Linked DNA regions of Homo sapiens: region 2 is linked to region 1. A link is a contact called in ENCODE Hi-C or POLR2A ChIA-PET data. All regions are on one chromosome and are shown on one strand. The core of a region is the stretch at or near the end of the contact, and the rest is flanking DNA. Distances in the headings are between cores, read along the strand shown. Region 1 has its middle 62 kb from the start of LINC02038. Region 2 has its middle 56 kb from the start of LINC02026.

What was found. Hi-C counts contacts between places; a loop is a spot of excess contacts on that map. ChIA-PET counts read pairs that join two places held with the same protein, here RNA polymerase II (POLR2A). Pooled maps may share reads with other maps.
Region 2: a map of Calu3 shows a loop between it and region 1 (7-fold over the local background). The contact joins two enhancer-like sites. A Hi-C loop is called at or near these places in 3 of 168 maps with a recorded cell type or tissue (Calu3, PC-9 and mammary epithelial cell) and 2 of 50 pooled maps. POLR2A ChIA-PET finds 5 or more read pairs at or near these places in 2 of 52 experiments (Panc1 and activated CD4-positive, alpha-beta T cell).

Annotation. Positions count from the first base shown.
Region 1 is chr3:193,780,963-193,784,019 of GRCh38, forward strand. No RefSeq gene overlaps it. Among named protein-coding and RNA genes, the nearest start is that of LINC02038, 62 kb to the right of the region's middle. RefSeq lists silencers at 1-5, 258-552. Within about 2 kb of position 1,474, at least 11 of the 41 ENCODE cell types and tissues checked have a DNase peak (open chromatin) inside an H3K27ac peak, as active enhancers do; they include mammary epithelial cell, where a contact is called at or near this core.
Region 2 is chr3:193,945,674-193,948,819 of GRCh38, forward strand. No RefSeq gene overlaps it. Among named protein-coding and RNA genes, the nearest start is that of LINC02026, 56 kb to the right of the region's middle. Within about 2 kb of position 1,423, at least 2 of the 41 ENCODE cell types and tissues checked have a DNase peak (open chromatin) inside an H3K27ac peak, as active enhancers do; they include mammary epithelial cell, where a contact is called at or near this core.

The DNA of each region.
Region 1 (3,057 bases), core at 224-2,723:
CCGGAGCTCTCAAACGACTGGGTGAATGCCTCGGGCCTGAACTTCTGGCCTCCCCACTCCCACCCTTGGAATGGGATAATTTGGGAGTCATCTGTGGGAGGGCTGCCAAGGCCTTAAATTTACTACTTGGAGCTGGGATAATTTTCCCCAGACGGGGCATGGAGGGGGAGAGAGGAGGAAGGAAGCGGGGTGGGGGCTGCAGACCTGGTCAGGGCCACGACAGCTCCAGCTCTGCCAGCCAAAGAAGGCCTCACTGAGAGGCCCCATCCAAAGGGGTGTCTGAAACAAGGGCAGGTCACACCCTGGAGGGGGAAATGCTTTCACTGCTATGAAAACCCAGGAGAACAGAAGGATTTACAGACAAAAAATAAAGCCAACAAGAGCTTCCAAATCATGTCTATCCCTCCCACTTCCAATCTCTGACTCATCTTCTAAGCCCAGTTTCAACCTCACCTACTGTGTGAAGCTGTCCCTGACCCACACACCTCCTGTCAGCATTAACCATTCATTTCCTTTTAACTTTTTATTCTGGAATTTTCCAAGCATATACAAAAATAGAGAATATGATATAACAAACTCTCTTATACCCACGCCCAGCTTTAATAATGACAATTATCAATGTTTTGCCAAATTGTTCATCTATTCTCCAACCTTTTTTCTGGAATGTTTTAAATCAAACCCCAGACATCATATCATCTCACCCCAAAACACTTAAGATGTTTTTCCCTAGCGTTACTTATTTATTTATTTATTTTGAGATAGAGTCTTGCTCTGCCGCCCAGGCTGGAGTACAGTGGTGTGAACTTGGCTCACAGCAACCTCCACCTCCCAGATTCAAGTGATTCTCCTGTCTCAGCCTCCTGAGTAGCTGGGATTACAGGCTCCCGCCACCCTGCCTAGTTAATTTTTGTATTTTTAGTAGAGACAGGGTTTCTCCATGTTTGCCAGGCTGGTCTCGAACTCCTGACCTCAGGTGATCCGCCTGCTTTGGACTTTCAAAGTGCTGGGATTACAGGCATGAGCCACCGGGCCTGGCTTTCCCTAGAGTATTTTAAAACAACCTAGACATCTGCATGCATCTCTGACTGAGAAGGACTGCTTTCCCTTTAACATAACCACTTGCCATTATTATATCTAACATTTACAATCATTCTTTATGGCACTTAGCTCCCTGTGGCATTTGTCATGGTTCGTTTGGTGTGAGAGTTACACCGAACATAAGTGTGTATCCCCTCTATTTGACTGTAGTTGCGTTTGGAGCATGGATCAGACCTCACTTATTCTGGAGTTCTCAAGGACTCCCAACAGCACCTGCTCAGAAGCCCTGGAAAGTCAGAGCACAATTAAGGACATTCGCTCTAAGAAGACACTCTCACGGTTATCGCTGGAACCCAGGGTCCCTCCAATTGGAAATGTGAAGTCAAAGGAGGAAATTGCTCTTAGGCTGAGTCACAAGACTCGTGTCCTTTTCTCCTGAGGTAGATAAGAGACACACACACAGGCAGATACACACCTCATGCCTCCAGGAGCCGCAGAGGCAGAGAATGCAAAAAATGTGGTGGTGCCAGCCGCAGCGAGGTCTGGAAATGCCTTCTTAATTGAGCCTTTCTGGGAGCTGCACAGGCTGGCTGGAGGAGGGACAGGAATGGAGAGGCGAGTGAGGTGGAAGGGGCCACGAAGGGCCATGTCTGAGATGGGGCCCAGGGGTCTTTGATCCTACTTCGTTTGTCATGAGTTTAGAGACCCAGAAAAAAGAGCCTTGAGTTTCTTCCAATAAAGCACTGTTACCTGAAAAATGCCCATCAGAACAGAATTGCTCCACCTTTGAATGGTTCTGTCTATAGGAAAGTCTTTTCTAATAGGAGCCCAAGTCTCTTTTCCTGCAGCTTTCACACACTGGGGCCACTCTGAACAAATTTAGTGGTTTGACAGGAATGATTAGGGGTGGGGATGGGACTCAGAAACCTCTGCAGGGTGCCTAGTAAGTGCTAGACATCTTGCATGCATTAAGTCGTAAACCAGAAAACTCCAGAGAGACCTTTGCTGTGGATATTACTGTCCCATGTTGCGGATGAGGAAAGGGGCTCTGGGAAGTCTGCAGGTTGCCCAGGACACAGGTCCACCCAGCTCTCATCTAGCCTGTCTTCTGGTTTCCCTTCAGATGGCTGGAAACACGGCTCCTGGCTCCTCGAGCCCTCTGGTCTCCCGGCTTCAGACCTCCCTTACAGCACATACTTTCCCAGCCCATCATGACCAGCTTCTGGGGTTCCCTCTGTTTGGTCTGCAACCCTCTTCAGTGAGATCCCAGACAGGGACATAAGCATTCTTGTTGCTTTGCTGGGAAAGCACGATATGCCAGCCAGCAACCGATGTACATCATCATTTGCTTGAAGAAATAACATGAGCTTGTGACTCCTGGCCACACTCTGGGTAGCAGGAGGAGCACAGTCTGAGGTCAAAGGATGTCACAACTCTCAGCCAGGCTGGCTGAGACAGGTTCTAAAACAACCCTTTCCAACCTACTGCTCTCCTACTCCCAGGACCTGGAGCCACTGACCCTGCCATGGAACAGGTTGCATGATGTTTTACATCAAATTGTATTGATTCTTTGGTGAATAGGTAATACGTTCTCATGGTTTAAAGTTTAAAATGGTACCAACGATATAAAGTAGAAATCCTCCCTCCTACTCCTTCCTCCCATCACCCATCTTCCACTTCTAGGAACAATGTTTCCAGCTTCTGGTGCATTCCTTCAGATGTAGTCATCATGGATACAATGCAAATAAGTAGGTATATGTGTATCCCTATTCCTTTTTCCTTTTTAAATACAAAATCAGTGTATTATACTGTTTACCACTGCCCTCACCTTTAAAAAGTTTTTTAGATTTTTTGTAGAGATTGGATCTTGAGATGTTGCCCAGGCTATCTTGAATTCCTGGCCTTAAGCGATCTTTCACCTCGGCTTCCCGAAGTGCTGGGATTATAGTTGTGAGCCACTTGAACTCCCTCCTTTTATTCACTTAGCACGTATACCTGCAAGTTTGTGACTTGAAGGGG
Region 2 (3,146 bases), core at 173-2,672, 160 kb after region 1:
TGCCACTGTGAGGAAACAGGACGAGGACCAGAAAATCAGCACAGCAACATAAGTTCCTGACTGCTGCTGTGAGTGGACCGGAGATGCTGCACCAGTGACCCAGTCACTGCAGCAACTAGAAGCTGGGATTGACTGGATGCCTTGGGACAGCACAGAATCCATTTCAAGTGCTGAAAAGGACCTTAATAATATTCTAACCAACATACGGATGGGAAACGGAGGCCCGGAGAGGGAAGATTCCTACCCGGGTGCCTGCAGGGAGAGAAGGGCAGAGCTGAGACCCAAACCCAGGTGGGGGTACTGAGGCCAGTGCCCCCTTCTAATATGACTGAATCTCAGCTTCACTTTCCAGTGTGTTTTTGCCTTGGCGAGGGTGGAAATGAGTTTCCAAAACTCTGCAAAGAGAGAGGTATGCGGAGGGGCCAGACAAAGCCCGTGAGCATTTACCATAGATCTCTCTAAAATGGATAATCAATCAAGACGTTGTTGTATACTCTTGCCTCCTTGAGGGAGCATCTTGTGTACTTTCTCCTTGTTCCTCAGACCCCTTCACTATAACCAAGGTTGCCTCTGTGGTGAGTTCGTTAACGCTCGGGAGAAAATTCTCACATTAGAGCATTATTTTCAAAATGCACTCTTCAATGTCCAAAATATTTCCATTCCCAATATCTCACAGTCTTTTTTATTTTTTTATTTTTTCTATAATTTCAACTTTTATTTTATATTCAGAGGGTACGTGTGCAGGTTTATTACCTGGGTATATTGCAAGATGGTGAGGTTTGGGGACACAATTAACCCTGTTACCCAGGTACTGAGCATAGTACCCAATAGTTCGTTTTCCAACCCTTGTCCCCCTCTCCCCCTCCAGTAGTCCTCAGTTTCTATTACCGTCTTGATGTCCACGAGTACCCAGTGTTTAGCTCCTACGCCTAAGAAACAATATGCAATATTTGATTATCTGTTCCTGCATTAATTTACTTAGGATAACAGCCTCCAGCTGCATCCATGTTGCTGCAAGGACATGGTTTCACTCTTTTTATGGATGTGTAGTATTCTATGGTGTATATGTACCACATTTTCTTGATCCAATCTACCAGTGGTGGGCACCTAGGTTGATTCCCTGTCTTTGCTATGTGAACAGTGCAGCAATTAACATATGAGTGCATGTTGCATAACCTTTAAAGGCAAAAAGACATGCTCTATTATCCCATTTTTACAAAGAGGAAATGGGTTTTCAAGAGGTAAAGTAACTTGCCAAAAGCCACGCTCCCCACAAGTGGCTCATACAGACCTAAAGCCAAGTCTAGATCGAAGTCCAACACTTTGCAGAATTCTAGCTTCCAGCAGGAAACAACCTGACTTAGACAATACCTCATTATTTACTTCTCCTCTCTGGGGACAATGAAATTAATGTTCCTTTGAAACATGAGAGTTTGGATAGATGACCACATGTACTTGTCACCACCTCCTCTTCTCTCCTACACCTGGTGTACAGGCAAGGCTTTGAAGAATATAGTGAGTCATTGCAGTCCCCCATCCCTCTTTCAAAATTCCCTGCAGCCGATGAGACCGCTGTCCACACTCACAAACTTACCCTCCCCATTGAGAGTCTGGCATCATCGACGTCTCTCTCAGAGCCTGCCTACAGAGGGGCTGGCCATTGTTCTTGGATAGATGGCTAGACCTTTCAGCCTTCTGTTTTAAAGAAACAGGATGTGGCCAGGCGCAGTGGCTCATGCCTGTAATCCCAGCACTTTGGGAGGCTGAGGCGGGCGGATCACCTGAGGTCAGGAATTCGAGACCAGCCTGGCCAACATGGTGAAACCCCATCTCTACTAAAAAATACAAAAATTAGCCGGGTGTGGTGGCAGGCACCTTAACCCCAGCTACTTGGGAGGCAGAGGCAGGAGAATCATTTGAACCTGGGAGGCGGAGGTTGCAGTGAGCCGAGATCAAGCCATTGCACTCAAACCTGGAGGACAAGAGCGAGGAAAAAAAGAACAAGACATGAGAAAACACGTCAGGCAATCTGGGGTTATGCAGAGGCGATAAAGTCTCTTCATCAATTTTGCTACTTGGGAGTTTCTTCTGGAACATATGAGAAAAGAAGTGAATAGCTAAAGGTGGAAAAGATGAGCTAAGCCAGAGTGTTCACTCCCTGGACTAGAGTCTCGCCAGTAAAGTAGATAACAGAAAATATTTCAAAGATGAGACAAGCAGCAAATAAACCACTGAGAGAATAAAAAATGACTTCCTCCCAAATTTCTTCCCCCCTAAAAATACAAAAGATACAAGATATGTGGTTTTTTTTTTTTTTTTTTTTTTTGAGACGGAGTCTGGCTCTGTTGCCAGGCTGGAGGGCAGTGGCGCGATCTCGGCTCACTGAAGCCTCCGCCTCCCAGGTTCAAGCGATTCTCCTGCCTCAGCGTCCTAAGTAGCTGGGACTACAGGCATATGCCACCACACCCAGCTAATTTTTTTGTACTTTTAGTACCTTTGTACTTTTGTACCATGTTGGCCAGGATGGTCTCCATCTCCTGACCTTGTGATCTACCTGCCTCGGCCTTCCAAAGTGCCGAGATTACAGGCATGAGCCACCGCACCCAGCCCTCATGTGTGCTGCTTATATCTGACATAGGAGACATTGAACTCACACTCCGAATCTTGAGATATTAAAAGTTTTAAGAGATAAATGAGTTCCTCTTAGACAATTATACCTTTATGTCTGCCAGACTCAAATGGGATTTTCTGTAGAATCGTATGGTATATGAAAATCTTCTTTTATTGCAGCCGTTGGAGATGTGTGTGAGTATGTGTGTGTGTACATGCATATTATGCATGAAATTTTGTATCTTCGTTCAAGCTGTCACCCATCTCTCATCTGGAAAATGGCAATGGGATTAAAAGTGCCCCTGGCCTTGAGCCAACCTCTGCCAACTGTGTCTAAGATGCACATCTCACCACTTCCTCCCTTTGGCTGACACCTGCCCAGAGCTCCCCATTGTCCACCTGATAGAGTCTACCCTCCATAGACATAAAACCCCCAGTCCTTCTTCAACCCTCCATGCTCATCATTTCCTGCCTCACAGTTTATGTGCCAAGCAACACGGGGCTCTTCCTAGTTTCCTGCCCTGGTGTCTTTTCTC